Linked DNA regions of Homo sapiens: region 1 is linked to region 2. Evidence: chromatin loops called from intact Hi-C (ENCODE). Cell type or tissue: gastrocnemius medialis. All regions are shown on one strand. Links, peaks and the distances in the headings refer to the core of each region. The heading gives the core; the rest is flanking DNA. Region 1 overlaps DAG1 (dystroglycan 1). Region 2 has its middle 16 kb from the start of DAG1.

Region 1 (8,000 bases), core at 1-8,000, 63 kb before region 2:
CTAAACACCATCAGCCTGGGCAACACGGCAAAACGTCGTCTTTACAAAAAAGAAAAATTAGCTGGGCGTGGTGGTCCCAGCTACTCAGGAGGCTGAGGTGGGAAGCCTGCTTGAGCCTGGGGAAGTCAAGGCTGCAGTGAGCTATGATTGCGCCACCGCACCTTGGCCTGGGTGACAGAGCAAGACCTGTCTCAAAAAAACAAAGACGGCCGGGCGCAGTGGCTCACGCCTGTAATCCCAGCACTTTGGGAGGCTGAGGCGGGTGGATCACGAGGTCAGGAGATCGAGACCATCCTGGCTAACACGGTGAAACCCCGTCTCTACTAAAAATACAAAAAAAATAAGCCAGGTGTGGTGGCGGGTGCCTGTAGTCCCAGCTACTTGGGAGGCTGAGGCAGGAAAATGGCGTGAACCCAGGAGGCGGAGCTTGCAGTGAGCCGAGATCGCGCCACTGCACTCCAGCCTGGGCAAAGAGCGAGACTCTGTCTCAAAAAACAACAACAACAAAAACAAACAAAAAAACAAAACAAAAAAAAACACCATGAAACTCAAGCAAAGTCTCTCACCCCAAGCCAGTACCATTCCACACCTGAAGAAAGAGCAAATGGCTGGAGGAGCTTCTATTACTTAGTTCTCATAAAAGCAGGTTTCCACCCATAGTCTGAGTCAGTTATGCATAGCTGAAAAACAAAACTGAAGAATTAGGCTCTCTCTAGGGCCAAATAATTATAATTGGCTTATGAAACCAAGAAAACACAAGCTGTATCATTCAGGGCCCACAAGATGATGTCTTATCCATGCAGGAGTTGCAGGACTTAGAAATGGCAAGCAAAGACTCTAGACAGATGTACGAGCACTTTCACAGCTGATGATGGCCAGTAAAGAGGGATCCTAAGAATAACATAATCGAGAAACTGATTTGGTGAGCATTCCTTCTCACTACAAATCTTTTGGAGGGAACTTTGGGCCTTGGTGGTGGCACCTTCCATCAATACCTCTGGACATGTCAGCCCTTAAGGTGTGGGCTGGGCCCTTCCCCGTGTCCCCCAACAGATCCATTTCAAAGTGATACAGACTGCTGCCCCGTGACATCCCAATGCTGGACCTGCAGAGGCCTGCGTTGGCAAAGTCCCTGCTTTCCTTCAGACCTGGTCATCAATTCCCGACCTTTCAGCTCCCTCATCCCTAGTCAGGCTGCAGAGCTGGGCCAACCTGCAGCCATCTATGGCTGGGTACCATAGACAACACCCTGGAGGCACTCCCACATGAGGCAGTCAAGGCCTCCTCATTGCAAGCTGACTGTGTGTCCTCTGCTCAGGGAAGCAGGAGATGGACCCTCTGATGGAGTATCAGCCTTGGTGCTGACTCACACTCAGGGTTATCCTGTGTCTGTGCCATGGACTAAGACAATGAGATAAATCTGCTCTGTGGCCTTCTGCTAATGAGGAACATGGGCAGTCACATGGCTGTGCTGCAGGGAGATGGCACAGACCAACAGGAAGAGCCTCTAGCTTAAGGTCAGAGGGCCAGGCCTTTGTCCCCACCTGAGGTAAAAAATCATGAGGGAAGTTAAGTACATGCGGCCTTAGCAGAGTCACACCCACAAGGGATCATCATTGGTCCTGCTGTTAGACATGCAAACCTCAAAGCAGAACCTGGCCCCTGCCACAAACACCAACGCCACAGGATCAATACTGAACACACTGTTCAGCCCAGTCAATGCCCTTCTGGTCTGAGCTACAAAGCATTTTATCTCATGTTCACTGTTCTCATCTAAAAGCAAAAATTAGTCTTTTTCCCCAAAAAAGTAAAGGGCAGCTTAACATAGTTAGAGCCACTAATAAAATCCTCAGAATCAGTCCTTCAATCTGGAGCCCTGACATCATCTATTTTACTTTGTCATGTTCTCTTTCAGTCTTTGTCAGTGATTTTTTTAAACATAGAAGCCTATATTTTCACTAAGTATTTGAGTTGATGAATCTGGGCAAATGCCATTCTGACAGCCCACCCCCAAGGATGCCTTCCATCGCCAACCCGCATTTCCCGGTGTGCTTTGTTCACAAGGGGTCCATTCAGAAATGCGGAACACCCACTCAAGGCAGGAAGAAACTGCAGCTCATCTCACACAGGCGGGGCTGCCACAAAGCTCTCAAGCATCCAAAGAAATGCTCCTTTCATGAACTCCCCTTCCTAGCCAAAGAGAGTGCCCATTGTTCTCAGGGGAACAATTGGGGGCCCGTGCCAGCAGCTGAGAGCACAGTCCCAGGAAGGGCTGCTCCCAGCCTGCCAACATCTTGGGCTGAGGGAAGGTCCACATTGTCTGCAGGCAAGAAGGCTAAAGGGAAGCAGGGATGAAAAGCCATCCTTGCAGGCTCTACCAAAATGAGACATCTGAGGGGCAGCCTGGGCATTTCATGAAATGTAAAGATGTCTCTCCCTGACCACCTTCGAGGAGAGGTTAGAACATCTCCTGGCATATAATCACATTTCTCAGCCAGTCCCACACTCAAGTCAGAGGAGAGGTGCCTGCAGGGATCCAGCACCAAACCCAAGGGAGACAAGGGTGGCTCATACTGTTGCCAGCCCAGGACAGGCCAGGATCCACTGAGTGAAGGCCAGGTTGGCTTCTGTGGGACCCATCCCCACAGACCCTGATAAGGAGAAAGGGTCCTCTCAGCTCCAAAAGTAGCTGTGAGAGCCAAGGACAGTCAAGAGCTGGGCTGAGCTTTGTATACAGGCATCCAGTCTGATTCAAGGGAGCAAACATCAAGACTATCTGCTTTAGGGTTTCCTAAGGCCACAAGAGAGGAGACAGGGGCCCCATGGCACAGGTCTCTCAAAAAAGCTATGCTGGCCATGAGGACCTTGAGGGAGCCCATAGCCCCTTCTCACACGTCTGGTCAAAGCAGTCCATGTGTGAGTTAAGCTGGGGTCAATAACAGAATATCAATTCTCAAGGCAGAACTGGAGAACAGCATTGGTTAAGCAACAAGTGCTGGCCAGGCTGAGACTGGACAAGAGCTGTCAGAACATGAAGGAGTGTCAGGTGTGGGGCAGAGCAGAAGAGCCAGGATCTTGGGGCTATACCCTCTGCGCAGGCAGGTCCCTTCTTTATTCTCCTGACCCTGCAGACTGACGTGTAAAGTATACACCAATATAAAATGTAGCGAAGCATTTGCTTCAGGCGCTTTGTTGGGTATATCAACAGACTGACACCAGGCAGCACAACCTCCTGAAATAAAGTAACCAGAAGCCCACACAGGTCAGGCCAGGCTTTTCAGGCAGTCAACACAGCTCACTTAGAATGAGAACTTAATTTTCTAGCCCTTCAACAGACCAGCATCTAAGTGTGCTATAAACACTGGATTATTCTACCGTCAACCCCCATGCATATCCCCTAACCAATCAGCAAGTATGACAACTATGCCATCTAATCTCACCAGGTCTTGGGACAGACCATGCAGATCACGTTCCACCTGAGTCTTCATTTGGCAACTCAGCCCTGCCCAAATAGACCAACCCTCATCTGGACATCCCACATGGGGCTTAGGAGGAAGCAGGCCAGGCTCAGTACCTCCTACCTCAGTTCTTCACCAGCTTCTTCTTCCTCTGATACTTGGGGAAGAAAGCCTTTGAAAAGCCCCTTACGGACCCACTTCTCTCTCCATTTACTTTCACTCAAATTGACAACCCTGCCACATGTGGGCACTGGCCTTTCTCTGCTGAGGAGCCCAACTCCATGTGCTCCCAACAACTTCTCAAATTCCCCACATGGAGCTCTGCAACCCACCACTGTCCCACATGTCTTACCGTTGTTGCTCCACCTCTGTTAATGCTTTATCACATAGCAAGCCTTTAATTAGGCATCTACTTCGAAACAGGTCCTATGCCAAGTATCTAGAACCCTACACAGGGAACAATGATAGCTTACCAGCCAGACATCACCTTTCACTCAGACTCTCCTTTCACTTTCATCAAGGTTGGCCCTGATCTTCCAAACCTGTGGTCCTGCAGCCTTCATTCCAAAAGCCAGAACTGTAAACCAGCCATTTACTTAGCAATCAGTTTTGGGCCCAATGATAGGTCAGCTTCTGCTCTGGCTCAAAGATGCCCACATGCATGGCAGGTTGTACAAACCCGTCTCATCACATGTGACACCATCCATGTCAAGGCATACCCAGTGTGTCTCTCTCTTCCACAGCCCTGCAGTGTCAGAGGTCAGAGGCACGGTAACAGACAACTACGAGGGAAGTCTTCTAAAACTGACTAGAACAAAGCATTAAATTATAATTCCAAAGCATGCTGACACACAAAATAAACACAGGTCAGTTACCTGAAGATAAGACCTTATATACTACAGGCTCAAGAAGCCTCTTGGGGGCTGGGTGCGGTGGCTCTCTCCTGTAATCCCAGCACTTTGGGAGGCCGAGGCGGGCGGACCACAAGGTCAGGAGATCGAGACCATCCTGGCTAACACAGTGAAACCCCGTCTCTACTAAAAATACAAAAAATTAGCCGGGCATGGTAGCAGGCACCTGTAGTCCCAGCTACTCAGGAGGCTGAGGCAGGAGAATGGCATGAACCTGGGAGACGGAGGTTGCAGTGAGCCGAGATAGCACCACTGCACTCCAGCCTGGGCGACAGAGCGAGACTCCGTCTCAATTAAAAAAAAAAAAAAAAAAAAGCCTCTTGGGTGCTCCCTACAAACTAACTCTGTCCCTACAAGCTATGTGCTCCGAGATAAGTCACTTAGCTACCACTTTGTCATCTAAAAATGGAGCCACACTATCTGCTGAACGGCTCAAAGAAGCAAGGAAATCCCAGTGGCAATGAACTCACCTAGCACCCAGATCTGAACCCCCAATAACATTCACCACAAAAAGGAATCAGGCTCCTTGAAGAAATGGCTGAGGGAGGGTGAATACAAGACAGGCCTGGAGCATCTTATCCCAGAAAGTAAGGAAGCACTTAATGATTGACAGGGGCATATCACAAGAATACAGGAACCAACTTAAAGGGGCTCCCAATGGTCAAATCTGGGACAATTTGAACACCACAATAATTAAGATGAGCAATAAACTATTGAATATTAGGAAACAGTGAGTTTGTACTAATAATGGATCAATAAACACACAGTCAAGTGTTAGAGGGACAGGGTGGGGCCACTTTCCAATGTGAAAATACAACAAGAAGTCATTTGAAAGTGTGTGTGTCACAGGGCCTGAGGCCTCAAAACACGGCAAGACCATAGTACACTGTGGGGCAGCAGGTGAACTTAGTCTCTTGCTGCCCCAGCACAGGCTAGCATTTCTCCCTGCATACAGCAAGGCAGGCTTTGACAATCCAAAACAGGTTTGCAGGTGCTAAATGAGTCCTCATTCCCTTTGCCAGCCTACAAACATTTGAGGGCCTACTATGTGATGGAAGGCAAACATGACTAACAAAAAACAAGAATTTCAAATACAGAAATCTGCTAAGAAGAAGATGACACAGAGTTTTGTGGGAAAGCTGCTTTTACCAGGGTGGAAGGAAAGGGCTCCAACAGATGATGTCCAAGTTGAGCCTGAAAGATATGGCTGTACCCATGACAAAAGAAGAAAGAATCAAAAGCTTGGGGTGGACCCTAAGCTAGGTGTGTTCACTGGGCAGAAAAGGACCAGTGTGGCTGGGACAAAGTATACAAAGAAAAAGATGTGGGAGAGGAGGTCACAGGCCAGATCATATGGGGTTCGATTCTTGGTGCAGCTCAGTAAAAAGGGATTTTGAATAGATTTAAGCTTTAGAAAGATAAAGACATCTCTTGACTCAATATGGAGAACAAATTGAGAGGTCAAGAACAAAGGCAGGGGGAGCCTAGGAAGAAGTAAGCAAGCAGTAGCTTGGATGAAGGGCAGTACCAGTGGGCCCAAGATGACTGGGGTCGCCTCAACAAGCATCCTTAGGACCAATATCTGAAATGTTCCTCACACACTCAAGAATAGTGGGCAGGCTGGGCGTGATGCTCATGTCTGTAATCCTAGCACTTTGGGAGGCTGAGGCAGTAGGATCACTTGAGCCTAGGAGTTCAAGACCGGCCTGGGCAACAAAGTGAGACCCATCTCTACAAAAAAATTTAAAAATTACCTGGGTGTGGTGGCCCACACCTATAGTCCCAGTTACTTGGAAGGCTGAGGTGAGAGGATTGCTTAAGCTAGGAGGTGGAGGCTGCAGTGAGCCATGATAGTGCCACTGCACTCCAGCCTGGGCAACAGAGCAAGACCCTGTCTCAAAAAAAAAAAAAAAACAACACAAGAATATTAGGCAGCCATTAAAAGTTACATTCCCACATAACATTTAATGACTACAGGTAAAAAAATACTCAAGCTACAGTGAATGAAAAATGTTAAAAAAAAAAAAAAAATAGGCCCGGGACAGTGGCTCATTCCTGTAATCCCAGCACGTTGGGAGGCCGAGGCAGGCAGATCACCTGAGGTCAGGAGTTTGATACCAGCCTGGCCAACATGGTGAAACCCCATCTCTACTAAAAATACAAAACGTGGGCTGGGCAAGGTGGCTCACCCCTGTAACCCCAGCACTTTGGGAGGCCAAGGTGGGCGGATCACGAGGTCAGGAGTTTGAGACCAGTCTGGCCAATATGGTGAAACCCTAGCCGGGTGTGGTGGCGCATGCCTGTAGTCCCAGCTATTCAGGAGGCTGAGGCAGAAGAATAGCCTGAACCCAGGAGGCGGAGGTTGCACTGAGCTGAGATCACGCCACTGCATTCCAGCCTGGACGAAAGAGCAAGATTCCATCTCAAAAAATATATATATATGTGTGTGTGTGTCTATGTATGTGTACACACACACACACACACACACACACACACATATGCCAGGAGTGGTGGTTCAAGCCTATAGTCCCAGCTACTCAGGAGGCTGAGGCAGGAGAATCGCTTGAACCCGGGAGGCGGAGGTTGCAGTAGGCCAAGATCACGCCATTGTACTCCATCCTGGGCGACAAGAGCGAAACTCCATCCCCCCAAAAAAACACAAAAATTAGCCAGGTGTGGTAGCGCATGCCTGTAGTCCCAGCTACTCGGGAGATGGAGGCAGGAGAATCATTTGAACCCGGGAGGTGGAGGTTGCAGTGAGCCGGGACTGTGCCACTGCACTCCAGCCTGGGCAACAAAGTGAGACTCTGTCTCAAAAAAAAAAGGTTAAAAAATATATCCACTATGATCCTAGGTCTGTCTAATATGTTAAGACGTCTGTGTGTGTATGTGGCATGACCATCTCTTGATGAGCATAGAAAACGGTAGAGGACTTCACTCTGAATGGTAGAAACCACAGATTTTTTTTCCCTTTCTATATTTTCCACAATGTACATTTATGCATCATTATTATAATAAGAAAAAAATTCCTTTAATATAAAGACTTTCTAAATCCTGCTTTACAGATGCAGAAACCAAAGCTCTAGGAACAAGATCAGGCTTTCTGACCTTCTGACTCCCCAACCCATATAATCCCGGTGGTTAAGACTGGAACGAAGAGTCACACATCTTCATCTGTTTTTCTACAAGCTCATCAGCTACTAAATGGTCTGCTTTCCACAGATAAATATGCTCAGATAAAATCCTGTTTTCTCAGTAAAATCTCTTCACCCCCTTGGTAAATAAGCCTGTTAAACATCTCTCTGCCAAATACAACAAATATCTAGTTTGCTGTATCAGTTCAAGGCACTTCTGGCCAAGATTAATCCACGTAAAACATTCCAATGGCTACTGGAACAAAGGCAACCAATGCAGGGTATGGATATTCAGGATTAAATCTGAAGCTGAGCAAGAAATGTACCTTCCAGAGCCACCACTCTGTATCTAATGGTCAGATTAGCATCTAGCTTGCTGGGATATTACAAAGATGACAAGGAAACTTTATGCAAACACTCTGCAAACTAGGAAGAGCTCTGTGAACTGCTACATGTGAGCTGCTACATGGGCCAAGATCTTCAGAAATACGGTTGCC
Region 2 (16,640 bases), core at 3,280-11,279:
CCATGCCTTGTTGAATCCACAGATATTTACTGAGTCTATTGTATGCTAGGAACACAGGAAGAAATAAAAGGGACAAGCCCTTCCCTTGTGGAGCCCAAATTCCAGACAAATAAGACAGTAAATAAAATAAGTAAATACAAATGTAATAATCAGGTAGTTACAAAGGGGATGAGAGGGAAGGGGGGAACCAGGGTGTACTGTGTGGTGCAGAACATTTGAGAAATCCACTCTTTGAAGGCAGAGCCTATAGGAGGTGAACACGGAGGAAACCCTGGGGTTTTCTGGAGAGTGAATGGAATAAGCCTAGAGAAAGGCCACAGTGAAGGCTTAGGAGAAAGTGGGCAGGGCAGGCCTGAAAGATCTTGGAAATCCCCAAGGCCTGAGCAGTGAATGGAGTGGTGATAAAGGAGAGAAAGCAACAGATGGGAGAGCAGGCACCAGCACTATATTTAACCAGGCTGGGCTTTGCCAGAAAGGTAGGATCCCAGGAGCAAGGGGCATGGTAGCTGAAAGATGGGAGCAAGGAGGAGGAGGAGGAGGAGAAGGAGGGTGGGAGGGCCAGGGCAGGCAGTGCCCTCAGGCCTCCAGGAAGGAATGCAGTTGGGTGAGGGGTGAGGGGACAGCAGCTGAGCTCCAGGCTTGCAGCCCTTCTTTCCCCTGTAGGTGGGAAAAGAAAGGTGGGAGCACAGAGGAGGGGTTGGGGAGGAGAGAGCAGGCAGAGTGGAGGCAGAGATGGGGGTCATGTGGAGGAGGGGCAACAGGCATCAGGGAAGTCAAGTCAGAACAAGCATTTAGAGAGAAAATTTCTCACTTGTCCTTCCTCCACCTTCCCTGGAATGCAGAGAGGCCACTCCCCTCCTTCCAGCCCCAGGAGAGAAAGGTCAAAGGGGAAGGGACATGGTGGAGGAAGGGCTCCCTTGGGCCTGGATATACTCCTGGTATACTCAGTATGTAAGGACTTCAGGGGAGACCCAGCATGGCCCATCAGAGAGGGCCCAGCGTCAACTGCCTGGGGAAAGGAAACCCATGGACTGGGCCAATGGCAGAGGTGGGAGAAAGGAGAGAGTGGAGAGGAGAGGGTAGCTGGGGAGCAGGGAGCAGTTGGGGAAGGTCCTGCCTTAAGATGGATTCCAGGGCAAACCCCCACCTACCTCCCCCAGAGCTACTGCTTGACACAAGCATGCTGGAGGCCTTCAGGACAGGTGTAGGGTCACCTGGTAGGCACAAAGCCCAGGCCAGCTGTCCCATCCATCTCTGGGATGCTCTGGGCCGGTGACCCTCAAACGTCCCTCCCAGCAGCTGTCACTTAACCAAGCTGGACAGAATTTCTGGCTGGGGTCGCCCACGAATATGTGTGACCCTCAGGAAAAGGTCTATGTCCATCAGATGAGTTAACTATGCTGGACCTGGCAGGGGACCCCAGGGACTAGGAAGGCCTGGAGTGGGAAGTATTAGGGGCTGAGCTCAGAACTGGCGTTTAAGGTAAGAAAGAGAGAGACCCCAGCTTGAAGCCCAGGTTGTGGGCCTTCAGGGGTGGGCATGACTGGCTATAGCATGGTAGTGGCTCTCTGCAGAGGCACTCACATGTCCCCAGTGCCATACAAAAACCCATTCATGGTGTGTGGAGGGTTTTTCTAGAAAAGGTTAAAAGAAATATTTCATCATCTCCATGCCCTGGGATACTTAAAAGAATGTAGCAGCTGATATAAAGGTGAGGACATGTAGGTGTGAGGAAGGCTGCTCCAGGGCCCAGCAGCTGCTCCTCCTACCTTGGGGAAATCCCAGGGAGAAAGCCTGGTCTCAGCTGACCCCCTATTCTTCCTCTGCCCAAAACCCCCCTATACTCACTCTGCTGCCTGGGGCTCTCAGCAATTTGTTCAAGGTCAGCAGCACTGAGGCCCTGGCCGGCAGAGAAGTGGGAAATCTCAGGCCTCCTCAGGACACCTACAACCACTGGGAACAGACTTGTTTCTAGTAAGCCCCACTGAGCTCACAGGAGGCAGAGCTCAGGGATGCCCAGGCCCACTTGCTGTCACAGTCAAGGTCTTACCCAGGGTCAAGGCCCCAAGGGCTGGGTGTGCACAAGCAGGTGCGCTGGTGCCTGCCTCTGACTGACTGGGGCCTTGGGCAAAGACTTCTCTCTGTATCCTTTCCCCCTCTGACTCCTGTGGACCAGAGCTTTCCAAAGGGCCCTTAGGAATCCTAGGTTCTGTTTGTTTGGTTTTTTTTAGAGGGTGTCTCACTCTGTCGCCCAGGCGGGAGTGCAGGCACAATCTCGGCTCACTGCAACCTCCACCTCCTGGGTTCAAGCAATTCTCCTGCTTCAGCCTCCCGAGCATCTGGGATTACAGGTGTGTACCACCACACCCAGCTAATTTTTGTATTTTTAGTAGAGACGGGGGTTTTGCCATGTTGGACAGGATGGTCTCAATCTCCTGACCTCAGGTGATCTGCGTACCTTGGCCTCCCAAAGTGCTGGGATTACAGGGGTGAGCCACTGTGTCTGGCCTTCTGTTTGCTTTTCTTCCTAGGAATAGGATCAAGCCACAGGAGTGAATAAGGAAAGAGGAGGGTGGGGAAAGAGAAAATTCAACCCAGGAATGAGGAGTCGGGGGGAGTCCTGAGGTGGGGCCGAGCAGCCTAGGAGGATAGCCTTTGGGGGAACCTCTGGAAGGAAGAGGAGAGCACTTGGTTCCCTCCCTACTCCCAATCCCCCAACCCCACACATTCTTTCCCTGAAGAATTCCAGCTGCATTTGCATGCATGAGAACCAGGCAGTCCCTTTGGCATGGACATGCTTCCGTCCCCGTTTCCTGGGTACCCTCCCTCAATTCCCTCCCACCCGCACCAGCTCTCCTTTCCCATGCTTAGGCAACTAGAGAGCTTCCTCACCTGCTGCTGCCAGGCCTCCTCCCTCCCTCTTCCTGCAGCTGTTCCCAGACAGCTGGATGAGGGTGGGACACTGTCCCTGGCTGACCTGCCACAACCTCCCCCTCCCCTGTCTTGATGGCTTTGCTGCCCACCCTTGCAGATGTCCTTGGCCTCAAATTCTGGAGACCCTCCCCCACTGGCCACCACAGACGTGGGCTGCCTACCCGCTTGCCTTGCCAGCAGCAACAGCTGCTGCTGTTCCCAGGCTCCTCTAGGGCCAAGGTCCCCCTGCCTCCTATCGGCCTGAGGTGCCAGCCTCTACCCTGCACCCCCCGTGTCTTCTTGGGCCTTGGTCGTCTGAATACCTTCTCCCTCCTAAGAACAATGGTCTGCAGAAGGAGGGGCTACAGGGCCCTGTCCTCAGCTGGAGACTCTGCGTGCAGCACACTGCTAATCCAGTCCACTGTGGCACCAGCCAGAGCTAACTTCCAAACCCAAATCTACCTATGATCCTGCTCTGCTCAGCATTCTTCCTGTCTTCCAGCTGCTGGAGGACAAGGATCCCTCACGTGCCCCCTGACCAGCCTCCTGGTCCTATCCCCTCCACTTTACCTCACCTCTTCCTGCTTCTTCACCCTCCACTTCTCCCCATGCCTCTCCACTTCCACATCTTTCTTTTTTGAAACGGAGTCTCGTTCTGTCGCCCAGGCTGGAGTGCAGTGGCATGATCTCGGCTCACTGCATCCGCCTCCTGGGTTCAAGCAGTTCTTCGCCTCAGTTTCCCAAGTAGCTGGGACTATAGGCACCCGCTACCATGCCCAGCTAATGTTTGTGTTTTTAGTAGAGACGGGGTTTCATCATATTGGCCAGGCTAGTCTCGAACTCCTGACCTTGTGATCCGCCCACCGGCCAAAGTTTTGGGATTACAGGTGTGAGCCATTGCGCCCGGCCATGAATGAAATTTTGATTGAAAATTAGGCCTCTAGCCAGTCGCGGTGGCTCACACCTGTAATCCCAGCACTTTGGGAGGCCCAGGTGGATGGATCGCCTGAGGTCAGGAGTTTGAGACCAGCCTGACCAACAAGATGAAACCCCATCTCTACTAAAAATGCAAAAATTAGCTGGGCGTGGTGACCGGCACCTGTAGTCCCAGCTACTCAGGAGGCTGAGGCAGGAGAATCGCTTGAACCTGGGAGGTGGATGTTGCAGTGAGCTGAGATCGCACCACTGCACTCCAGCCTAGGTGACAAAGCGAGGGTCTGCCTCAAAAAAAAAAAAAAAGAAAAGGAAAAAAGAAAATTAGGCCTATTGCCGGGCATGGTGGCTCGTGCCTGTAACCCCAACACTTTGGGAGGCTGAGGCGGGTGGATCACCTGAGGTCAGGAGTTCGAGACCAGCCTGGCCAACGTGGTGAAGCCCCATATCTACTAAAAATACAAAAAATTGGCCAGGTGCGGTGGCTCACACCTGTAATCCCAGCACTTTGGGAGGCCAAGGCTGGTGGATCACCTGAGGTTGGGAGTTCGAGACCAGCATGACCAACATGGAGAAACCTTATCTCTACTGAAAAATACAAAATTAGCCAGGCGTGGTGGCACATGTCTGTAATCCCAGCTACTCTGGAGGCTGAGGTGGAAGAATCGCTTGAACCCAGGAGGCAGAGGTTGCGGTGAGCCAAGATCTCTCCATTTGCACTTCAGCCTGGGCAACAAGAGCGAAACTGTGTCTCAAAAAAAAATTAATTAATTAAAAATACAAAAAATTAGCTGGGCATGGTGGCATGTGCCTGTAATCCCAGCTACTCCGTAGGCTGAGGGAGGATTGCTTGACCCCGGGGGGCGGAGGTTGCAGTGAGCCTAGATTGTGCCATTGCACTCCAGGCTAGGCAACAAGAGTGAAACTCTGTCTCAAAAAAAAAAAAAAAAGAAGAAAAATAGGCCTCTTGGATATTTTAGTCTGTGCTGGAGACCTGTAGCTTTCTGGAAAGACCTTCCACAGAGTCCCATTGGCAATTTTGAGCCCAAATTCCACAAGCCCACACACTTTCAAGGACATGCAAGGATGTCCAGCCTCCTGCAGGATAAATTAAGCCCCACCCTCACCCTACCCTAAGCAACAGGGACCTCCATGTGAGAAGGCCACATGGAGGAGGAGTTGGTCAAGACTTACCAGTCTCCTCCTCTCTCCTCGACCCCCATAGATACTCTCACTTGTGAAGGTTCCTCTTCCACCTACCCAAGTTTTGCCCACCCCACTCAAGAACAACACCCCCAAGCCTTCCTGACATCTGACTCCTCATTGTCTAGGAAACCTCAAGCTTCTAGAGGGCAATGATTGCCCTTGATAATAAGTTACCATCGGGCCGGGCGCGGTGGCTCACGCCTGTAATCCCAGCACTTTGGGAGGCCGAGGCGGGCGGATCACGAGGTCAGGAGATCGAGACCATCCCGGCTAAAACGGTGAAACCCCGTCTCTACTAAAAATACAAAAAATTAGCCGGGCGTAGTGGCGGGCGCCTGTAGTCCCAGCTACTTGGGAGGCTGAGGCAGGAGAATGGCATGAACCCGGGAGGCGGAGCTTGCAGTGAGCCGAGATCCCGCCACTGCACTCCAGCCTGGGCGACAGAGCGAGACTCCGTCTCGAAAAAAAAAAAAAAAAAAAAAAAAAAAAAAAAAAAAAGTTACCATCACTGAGCGCTGTCCTATATCTTTGGCACACGATATCTCACCATGCCTTCCAGCAACCCTCTGTCACAGTTATTATTGGCCCCACGTTACAGATGAGAAAACTGAGGCCCAAAGGTTAAGTCACTTACTAAAAGTCCCATAGCCAGTAAGTGGCCAAGCTATGGATCTGTGCTTATCTTTGTAACCTTTACTGGGCCTGGCCCAGAATAAGAATTCCACTAATGCTTGCTGAATGAGTCAATGAATGGATACAATTCCATCAAAACTATAGCTACCAGGACCTATCCAACCCTAGGGCCCAGGACACAGAGGCCTTGGAGCCATGTAAGGGGCTTCCAGACCAGTCCAGGAAGAACAAGGCTAGGTTTCTGTCCCTCTCCCACCTTGGGCATGTGGCCAGCAGCTACTTTGAACTTACCTTGGTGGAGTCTTGACACTGTTGAATTATGGGAGTAGTTAGGATCCAGAGACAGAGAGAAGAGGTTGCAGGGCAACATCAGTAAGGAAGAAAAGGCAGAGGCCTCCAGGTTGGCTCACCCCCTTAAAAAAGCAGCAAAAAGGCTGGGTGCAGTGGCTCAAGCCTGTAATCCCAGCACTTTGGGAGGCCAAGGCAGGTGGATCACCTGAGGTCGGGAGTTCAAGGCCAGCCTGAGCAACATGGTGAAACCCCGTCTCTACTAAAAATACAAAAATTAGCCGGGTGTGGTGGCGTGCACCTGTGATCCCGGCTACTTGGGAGGGTGAGACAAGAGAATCGCTTGAACCCGGGAGGTGGAGGTTGCAGTGAGCCAAAATAACACCACTGCACTCCAGCCTGGGCAACAAACAGAGCGAGACTTCCTCTCAAAAAAAAAAAAAAAAAAAAAAAGCAGCAAAAAGGCCTAGGGCCCATTGGATGAACAAAGATATTCTCAGGGTGGCCTGATTATAGGGTCTTCTGCAGTTCTGGGGTTTAGTCTAAGCCCACTTCAGTCGTTATTTGTACTCAGGGTAAGGAATTGGGAGGAGGGCAGGGAAGTAGCCAAATCAAATCATAAAGCCCTTTATTGAGCACCTACTCCATTCCTAGACATTCAAGAAGGCAAAAAGCTGAGAAATAGAAGTCATAGGCAGGGCAGCTGAGAAGCATGTGTTTCTGCTCTTGGGTAGCAAAAGCTGCACCCAGGAAACAAGGAGGTGTGAGGGCCTGGTCTGAGAAGGCCACATGGAGGAGGGATCACTGTAGTGGAGTCTTTGGAGAGGGGAGCAGCTGAATTTCCTACTGGCTTGGTGAACTCCCAGGAAGAGTTCAGCAGTAGCAGGACATGTCCAAGCCTGGTCAGATGGACAAGAATGGTGCAGAGGTGATTGTCCCAGCAGGCCTTGACCAGGCATCCTAGACTTTGCTGGAACTTGCCTGACTCTGAGCAGAATGATCTGGAGTATGGGTCAAGCAGGGGGAGCACAGGGAAAAAGATAGGGGAACTGACAAGAGAGCCATCTGGGCAGCCTCCTGCTGGGCCTTGCATTGCCCCACACAAAGGTCATCTCATTCCTGATTCCTTTCATAATGAAATAAAAGGTGCCCATAATGAGGCCCATGGTGGGACGTGGTGGGACCTGGTGGGGCCCAGTGACTTCAGCAGCAGGACATGGGTCCCAGGAAATCCAGGGAAGCACAGGCATTCTTTGGCTCCCTGTTCCCAGCAGCTGCAGGAAGCTGTTCCAAGCTGCTGGCTCTCCCAGCAGTCCCCAAGGACCGGAGAAAATCTTGTTTCCTGCCATCCCCCCTAATTGGACACAAAGAGTCCTGGATGGGGGCAGCTGAGTACTCCATGGCATGCCCCAGGGAGATCATGGGCTGCCAGACTACATTTAGGAAGGCAGTGTGGAGCCTGTCTCGAGACCAAGCCAGGGAAGGGGATACCATGGATTTCATAACTTATGGTAGGGTCTCCAACCTTCCTTATCTCCATTATCTGAAAAAGCTATAGACAATTTTTCCAGAAACACACCCTCTACACACACCATATTGCTGCAATTTAAAAGAGTCCCTGAAAGTTCTGCAGTACTAGGAGCCCCTGCAATGTGCTTAAGGTCAGAGAAATTCCAGTGTGGTTCTGTCTCAACTGGCTGTGAGCCCTGGGCCCACCCTTGGCCACCTTGACTTGCACTGCCCTCTAGAGCCTGAGGGGTTGGGCTAGGAAAGCCTTGAGAGACTCACCTGCTCTGCCACCTGCTTAGAGCTACTTCAAATCATCCTACAAGAGACAGTGGAAAAGAAATGGCAGCTTCTGGCTGGGTATGGTGCCTTGCGCCAGTAATTCCAGCGCTTGGGGAGATCTAGGTGGGAGAATTGCTTTGCTTGAAGCCAGGAGTTCAGACCAGCCAGGGCAACATAGCAAGACCTTATCTATAAAACAAAAAAAAAAAAGAAAAGAAAAAAAAATTAGCCAGACATGGTGGCATGCATCTGTAGTCCCAGCTACTCAAGAGGCTGAGCTGAGAGGATCCTTTGAGCCCAAGAGGTCGAGTCTGCTGTGAGCTGTGAACATGCCATTGCACTCAAGTCTGGGTGACAGAGACCGAGTTTCTTATTTATGTATTTATTTATTTTTGAGACAGAGTCTCACTCTGTCACCTAGGCTGGAGTGCAATGGCTCAATCACAGCTCACGGTAGCCTCAACCTCCCAGGCTTATGCAATCCTCCCACCTTACCCTCCCAAGCAGCTAGAACTATAGGCACATGCCACCACGCTTGGCTAATTTTTTTGTTTGTTTGTTTTGTTTTTTTACAGGCAGCCTCCTGAGCCAGAGTAGACTCCGAAACACCCCTTGCTAATTTTTGTAATTTTTGTCGAGATAGGGTTTTGCTATGTTGCCCAAGCTGGTTTCTAACTCCTGAGCTCAGGTGATCTGCCCGCCCTGGCCTCCCAAAATGTTGGGATTTCATGCATGAGCCACCTTGCCTGGCCAAGACCCTGTCTGTCTCTGTCTGTCTGTCTTTCTTTCTTTCTTACTTTCTTTCTCCCTCTCTCTCTCTCTTTCTTTCCTTTCTTTCTTTCTCCCTCTCTCTCTCTCTTTCTTTCTTTCCTTCCTTCCTTCCTTCCTTCTTTCCTTCCTTCCTTCCTTTTCTTTCTTTCTTTCTTTCTTTTTTATGGAGTCTTATTCTGTCACCCAGGCTGGAGTGCACTGGTGTGATCTTGGCTCACTGCAACCTCCGCCTCCGCAGGTTCAAGCAATTCTCCTGCTTCAGCCTCCCGAGTAGCTGGGATTACAGGCTCCTGTCACTGCGCCAGGCTAATTTTTTTGTATTTTTAGTGGAGACAGGGTTTCACCATCTTAGCCAGGCTGATCTTGAACTCCTGACCTTGTGATCCACCCGCCTCAGCCTCCCAAAGTGCTGGGATTACAGGCGTGAGCCACCGCTCTTTCTTTTTTGTTTTTTTGAGACGGAGTCTTGCTCTTGTCACCCAGGCTGGAGTGCAATGGGCTCACTGCAACCTCTGGGTCCCAGCTTCAAGCAATTCTCCTGCCTCAGCCTCCCCAGTAGCTGGGATTACAGGCGCCATCCCTCCCAAACCACGCCTGCTTAATTTTTGTATTTTTAATAGAAACGGAGTTTCGCCATGTTGGCCAGGATGGTCTTGAACTCCTGAACTCAGGTGACCCACCCGCCTTGGCCTCCCAAAGTACTGGGATTACAGCCGTGAGCCACTGTGCCCGGCCAACCCTGTTTCTAAAAAAAAAAAAAAAAAGAAAAGAAAGAAAGAAAGAAAGGTAGTTCCAAACTCAGTTGAGAAGCTAGGCCTGCACTTGTGAGTACAGAGCAGTCCACGCCCAATAGATTTGCCTAGACTGTCAACATTGCTTCCTTACCTTCTGCCCGTCCAGATGGGTCTGGCTGCCAGTTTGTGGACTCCTGGAGGCTTTTGAGGCTCTGAGCTCTCATCCACAAACACACACATCCATCACTAATCCTTCTGTTTTTCCTTTTATTTATTGGCAGTATCAGTCACTCACTACATTTATATGTGTGTGTGTATGTATGTATGTGTGTTTGTATGTGTGTGTGTGTGTGTGTGTGTGTGTGTGTATATATATATATATTTTTTTTTTGAGACAGAGTCTCACTCTGTCATCCAGACTGCAGTGCAGTGGCGTGATCTCAGCTCACTGCAACCTCTGCCTCCTGGTTTCAAGTGACTCTCCTGCCTCAGCCTCCCTAGTAGCTGAGATTACAGGTACAGGTACAAGCTGACACATCCAGCTAATTTTTTTTTTTTTTGGTTTTTCTTTGAGACGGAGTCTCACTCTGTCGCCCAGGCTGGAGTCTCATGGTGCGATCTCAGCTCACTGCAACCTCCGCCTCCCGGGTTCAAGCAGTTCTCCTGCCTCAGCCTCCCGAGTAGCTGGGATTACAGGCATGCACCACCACACCCAGCTAATTTTTGTATTTTTTTTTTTTTTGAGATGGAGTCTCGTTCTGTCACCCAGGCTGGAGGTGCAGTGGTGCAAGCTCGGCTCACTGCAAGCTCCGCCTTCCAGGTTCACGCCATTGTCCTGCCTCAGTCTCCCGAGTAGCTGGGACTACAGGCGCCCGACACCACGCCCGGCTAATTTTTTTGTATTTTTAGTAGAGACAGGGTTTCGCTGTGTTAGCCACGATGGTCTCGATCTCCTGACCTCGTGATCTACCCGCCTCGGCCTCCCAAAGTGCTGGGATTACAGGCGTGAGCCACCGCGCCCGGCCAATTTTTGTATTTTTAATAGAGATGGGGTTTCACCATGTTGGCCAAGCTGGTCTCGAATTCACAACCTCAGGTGATTCTCCCGCCTCGGCCTCCCAAAGTGCTGGGATTACAGGCATGAGCCACTACGCCTGGCCAATTTTTTGTATTTTTAGTAGAGACAGGGTTTCCCTATGATGGCCAGACTGGTCTTGAACTCCTGACCTCAGGTGATCCACCCACCTTGGCCTCCCAATGTGTTGTGATTACAGGCATGAGCCACCATGCCTGGCTTTTTGTTTTGTTTTGTTTTTTTGGACAGATCTTGTTTGGTGGCCCAGGCTGGAGTACAGTGGGGCGATCACGGCCCACTGCAGTCTTGAACTCCTGTGCTCAAGCAATCTTCCCACCTCAGCCTCGCAAAGAACTATTTTATTTTATTATTATTATTATTTTTTGAGACAGAGTTTCGCTTTTGTTGCCCAGGCTGGAGTGCCATGGCGCAATCTCAGCTCACCGCAACCTCTGCCTCCCAGGTTCAAGCAATTCTCCTGCCTCAGCCTCCCGAGTAGCTGGGATTACAAGCATGCACCACCATGCCTAGCTAATTTCGTATTTTTAGTAGAGATGGGGTTTCTCCATGCTGAGTCTGGTCTCGAACTCCTAACCTCAGGTGATCTGCCCACCTCGGCCTCCCAAAGTGCTTGGATTACAGGCGTGAGCCACTGCGCCCGGCCTATTTTATTTTATTTTATTTTATTTTTTTGAGACATAGTCTTGCTCTGTGGCCCAGGCTGGAGTGCAATGGCGCAATTTCAGCTCACTACAAACTCTGCCTCCCGGGTTCAAACAATTCTCCTGCCTCGGCCTCCTGAGTAGCTGGGATTACGGGCGCCTGCCACAACGCCCAACTAATTTTGTGTGTGTGTTTTTAGTAGAGATGAGATTTCATCATGTTGGCCAGGCTGGTCTCGAACTCCTGACCTCAAGTGATCCACCCACCTCTGCCTCCCGTAGTGGTGCTGGGTTTACACTGCACTCCAGCCTGGGAGACAGAGCGAGACTCCGTCTCAAAAAACAAACAAACAAACAAAAGCTCTATGAGAGGAGAACCTTTGCTGTATGTTTCTGTGAGAAAAGTGTTCAGTAAATAATAGTTTTTTATTTTATATATATATATATTCGTTTGTTTTTTCTTTTGAGACAGAGTCTTGCTCTGTGGTGCCCAGGTTTGAGTGCTGTGGCGCGATCTTGGCTCACGGCAGCCTCTGCCTCCTGGGTTCAAGCGATTCTCCTGCCTCAGCCTCCCGAGTAGCTGGGACTACAGGTCATCATGCCTTGCTAACTTTTGTATTTTTAGGAGAGACGGGGTTTCACAATGTTGGCTAGGCTGGTCTCAAACTCCTGGCCTCAGGTGATCCACCCGCCTTGGCCTCACAAAGCATTGGGATTACAGGTGTGAGCCACCGTGCCAGGCCTATATTTATTTATTTTTTTTAGAGACAGGGTCTCACTATGTTGCCCAGCCTGGCCTCAAACTCCTGGGATCAAGCAATCCTCCTGCCTCACCCTCCCAAAGTGCTGGGATTACAGGCATGAGCCACTGTACCCAGCAAAATATTTGTTAAATAAAAAAAATCATAAAGCTGAAACTAGATCTATATACAATTTGGCAGAAGGATTCTATGACCACTCATCAGCTGTGTGGCTTTGAGCAAGTTATTCAATCTTCCTATTTTTCCATTCAGTTTTCTTACCTTTCCACTCAGTTTCTTTTCTTTCTTTTTTTTTTTTTTTTTGAGACGGAGTCTCGCTCTCGTCGCCCAGGCTGAAGTGCAATGGCTCGATCTCAGCTCACTGCAACCTCCCCCTCCCAGGTTCAAGGGATTCTCCTGCCTCAGCCTCCCGAGAAGCTGGGATTACAGACGCATACCACCACGCCCGGCTATTTTTTGTATTTTTAGTAGAGACAGGGTTTCCCCTGGCTGGGCATGGTGGCTCACGCCTGTAATCCCAGCACTTTGGGAGGCCGAGGCGGGCGGATCATGAGGTCAGGAGATCGAGACCATCCTGGCCAACATGGTGAAACCTCTTCTCTACTAAAAATACAAAAATTAGCTGAGCGTGGTGGCATGCAACTGTATTCCCAGCTACTCGGGAGGCTGAGGCAAGAGAATCGCTTGAACCCAGGAGGTGAAGGTTGCAGTGAGCCGAGATCACATCACTGTGCTGCAGCCTGGCAACAAAGCAAGACTCCGTCTCAAAAAAAAAAAAAGAGCGAGACGGGGTTTCACCATGTTGGCCAGGCTGGTCTCAAACTCCTGACCTTGTGGTCCGCCTGCCTCGGGCTCCCAAAGTCCTGGGATTACAAATGTGAGCTGCCACGCCTGACCCATTTACTACAAGTTTATGCATACATCCTCTGAGGGCAGGAGTTCTTACCTTGAAGGCTGTGGGCAGTCTTTATGGGTCTCTGGAAAGAAAGAGAGAGAAGGAAGGAAGGAGGGAGGGAAGGAAGGAAGGAGGGAAGGAGGGAGGGAGGAAAAGAAAGAAAGAAGAAGGGAAGGAAGGAAGAAAAAAAAAGGGCTGGGCAGAGAATGAATGGGCTTGCAAAATACTCTTTCAGCCAGCCATTTCCAGAATTCAGGTGTGGACCATACAAAAGGGAGCCTGGCACAGTGTTGTTATTTTTCATTGTCTTGGTAATGCTAGGACATAAGAGCAGAGAAAAACCTTTGGAAAGTTGGGGATCCGAGGTTAAGGTAAGGAATATCATTCCAGGCCCCATCAGCCTTGGATAGATGAGCTTGATTCTCAGAGGCAGGTGATGCTCCATCTTCCAGCAGATGGCGCTAACTGTCCTTATTATATCTGAGGGTTGCCAGGTTAGAGACTGTTCTCGGAGACCTGAGATAGGGACTGGTCGCAGGAAATGGTGCCAAGGAAACGGAAGGTCATCATTCACTAATTAAACACCAACTAAACACCTATGTGCCAAGGCCTATTCTAGACACTGAGAATTTGGCCATGAACAAGACAAAGTCCTACTTTTACAAGGGGTGCATTTTAGAGATGTGTTGTCAAATATGATAGTCACCAGTTTACACATGGCTACTGAGCACTTGAAATGTGGCTAGTCCGCGGGACGCGGTGGCTCATGCCTGTAATCCCAGCACTTTGGGAGGCCGAGGTGGGCAGAATACGAACGAGGTCAGGAGTTCGAGACCAGCCTGACCAACATGGTAAAACCCCGTCTCTACTAAAAATACAAAAATTAGCCGGGCGTGGTGGCGGGTGCCTGTAATCCCAGCTACTCAGGAGGCCGAGGCAGGAGAATCGCTTGAACCTGGGAGGCGGAGGTTGCAGTGAGCCGAGATCGCGCCACTGCACTCCAGCCTGGGCGACAGAGCGAGACTCCATCTCAAAAAAAAAAAAGGGCCAGGCGCTGTGGCTCACGCCTGTAATCCCAGCACTTTGGGAGGCCAAGGCGGGCGGATTGCCTGAGCTCAGGAGTTCGCGACCAGCCTGGGCAACACGGTGAAACCCCGTCTCTACTTAAATACAAAAAATTAGCCGGGCGTGGGTGCCCCTATAGTCCCAGCTACTTGGGAGGCTAAGCCGGAAAATCGCTTGAACCAGGAAGGCGGAGGTTGCAGTGAGCCGAGATCGTGCCACTGCACTCCAGCCTGGGCGACAGAGCGAAACTCCATCTAAAAAAAATAAAAATAAAAATAAAAGAAATGTGGCTAGTTCAAATTGAGATGTGCTGTAAGTGTAAAATATACACCAATGTCAAATATTTCGTATGGAAAAAATGACCTAAACTAATATTTTAAACATTAATTTTTATGTTGAAATGATCATCTTTTATATACAAGTGAAATATCCTATTAAAATAAATTTAACCTATTTCTTTCTTTCTTTTTTTCTTTTTTTTTTTTTTTGAGACGGAGTCTTGCTCTGCTACCCAGGCTGGAGTGCAATGGCATGATTTTTGGCTCATTGCAAACTCCACCTCCTGGGTTCAAGTGATTTTCCTGCCTCAGCCTCCCAAGTAGCTGGAATTACAGGTGCCCACCACCACACCCAGCTAATTTTTGTATTTTTAGTAGAGACGGGGTTTCACCATGTTGGTCAGGCTGGTCTTGATCTCCTGACCTCAGATGATCCACCTGCCTTGGCCTCCCAAAGTGCTGGGATTACAGGCGTGAGCCACCGTGTCTGGCCTCACTATGTCGCCCAGGTTAGAGTTTAGTGGCATGATCATGGCACACTGCAGCCTCCACCTCCCAGGTTCAATCGATTCTCATGTCTCAGCCTTCCCGAGTAGCTGGGATTTACAGGCAGATGCTACCACACCCAGATAATTTTTTTTTTTTGAGATGGAGTCTCGCTCTGTCGCCCAGGCTGGATGGAGTGCAGTGGTGCAATCTCGGCTCACTGCAAGTTCCACCTCCCGGGTTCATGCCATTCTCCTGCCTCAGCCTCCCTAGTAACTGGGACTACAGGCGCCCGCCACCACGCCTGGCTAATTTTTTGTATTTTTAGTAGAGACAGGGTTTCTCTATGTTGGCCAGTCTGGTCTTGAACTCCCGGCCTCAAGTGATCCACCTGCCTTGGCCTTCCAAAGTGCTGGGATTACAGGCATGGGCCACCTTGCCCAGCCGAGACTTTTTATTTATTTAGTTATTTTGAGATAGGGTCTTGCTCTGTTGCCCAGGCTAGAGTGCAGTAATATAATCATGGCTCACTGCAGGCTAAAACTCTCCAGCTCAAGCAATCCTCTTGTGCCTCGGTCTCCCGAGTAGCTGGGACTACAGGCGTGTACCACCATGCCCACCAATTTTTTTTTTTTTTTTTTTTTTTTTGGTAGAGATGAGGTTTCCCTCTGTTGCCAAGGCTGGTCTTAAACTTCTGGGTGCAAGTGATCCTCCTGATTGGGCCTCCCAAAGTGCTTGGATTACAGTTGTGAGTCACCTCGCCCAGCCTAAGGGAGACTTTAACTATGAGTTATATCTATCTATGTTTATGATATTAGAAATTAAAACTGAGAAAACTTTAAACTATTTCTTTTTGTTTGTTTTCTTTTTATTGAGACAGGGTCTCACTCTGTCACCCAGGCTGGACTGCAATGCTGAGATCATATGTCACTACAGCCTTGACCTTCTGGGCTCAAGTGATCCTCCTGCCTCAACCCCCTGAGTAGCTGGGACTACAGGTGTGTGCAACCACACCCAGCTAATTTTTCTTTTTTTTTGCAATGTTTGTGGAGATGGGGTTTTGCCATGTTGCCCAGGCTGTTCTCTAACTCCTGACCTCTGGTGACCCGCCTGCCCTGGCCTCCCAAAGTTTTGGGATTACAGGTGTGAGCCACAGCACCCGGCTACTATTTGCCTATAAACAATAGGCCGGGTGGGTCACCTGAGTATTAAATCATATTTATAGCAGGCCATTGGTTTGGGTAGAACTCCTGTACTAGGCCCAAAAGACCAAACCAAAATTGAGTTACTTGTGCTGAAGTGCCATTCCACGAAGCTGCAACTAAATTATTTATCTAATCTTCCAAGAAATTAGGAGAGAGAGGCCGAGTGCAGTGGCTCATGCCTGTAATCCCAGGACTTTGTGAGGGCGAGGCAGGCGGATCACTAGAGGTCAGAAGTTCAAGACCAGCCTGACCAACATGAAGAAACTCCATCTCTACTAAAAATACAAAATCAGCCCGGCGTGGTGGCGCATACCTGTAATCCCAGCTACTTGGGAGGCTGAGGCAGGAGAATTGCTTGAACCCAGGAGGCAGAGGTTGCAGTGAGTGAAGATCATGCCATTGCACTCCAGCCTGGGCAACAAGAGCAAAACTCCATCTCAAAAAAAAAAAAGAAAGAAAGAAAAAGAAAAGAAATCAGGAGAGAGAGAGATAATAGCCAAATCTCCAAACAAGTCAATTTTAGACAACATGATAGAGAAATTCCCTCTGCTTTAACCTCTACAAAGAACATACTTTTGAAAGAACCAATCCCCTTTTGTTCACTGTTTCTGCTTTCCTCAACCCTTTTCTGCCTACGCAGCCAAACTGCTCTGCTCAGTTCATCAGAACACTCACTGTATTTTATTTTATTTTATTTTTTTGAAACAGAGCCTCACTCTGTTGCCCAAGCTGGAGTGCAGTGGCGCAATCTCAGCTTATTGCAACCTCCACCTTCCGGGTTTAAGAGATTCTTGTGCCTCAGCCTCTGGAGTAGCTAGGATTACAGGCATGTGCCACCACACCTGGCTAATTTTTGCATTTTTTAGTAGAGACGGGGTTTCACCATGTTGGCCAGGCTGGTCTTGAACCCCTGGCCTCAAGAGATCCACCTGCCTCAGCCTCCCAAA

Evidence for each region. Hi-C counts contacts between places; a loop is a spot of excess contacts. Peaks named below come from ENCODE experiments on the same cell type or tissue, not always from the same donor. Only the 100,000 strongest peaks of a DNase experiment are listed, where the experiment ranks them.
Region 1: it touches region 2 in a loop (2.1-fold over the local background); 5 of 110 quality-filtered maps call a loop at or near these places.

What each region holds. Positions count from the first base shown.
Region 1 is chr3:49,513,672-49,521,671 of GRCh38, reverse strand. All of the region lies in intron 2 of DAG1 (dystroglycan 1), which reads right to left. Among named protein-coding and RNA genes, the nearest start is that of BSN-DT, 37 kb to the left of the region's middle. In gastrocnemius medialis, for the core only: no CTCF peak of the experiment used is centred there; DNase peaks (open chromatin) are centred at 1,181, 3,038 and 3,491; H3K27ac peaks cover 6,864 bases.
Region 2 is chr3:49,445,763-49,462,402 of GRCh38, reverse strand. No RefSeq gene overlaps it. Among named protein-coding and RNA genes, the nearest start is that of DAG1, 16 kb to the left of the region's middle. RefSeq lists enhancers at 450-1,205, 2,718-3,473, 13,279-13,418. In gastrocnemius medialis, for the core only: a CTCF peak has its summit at 7,715 (motif pointing left); a DNase peak (open chromatin) is centred at 7,704; H3K27ac peaks cover 1,486 bases.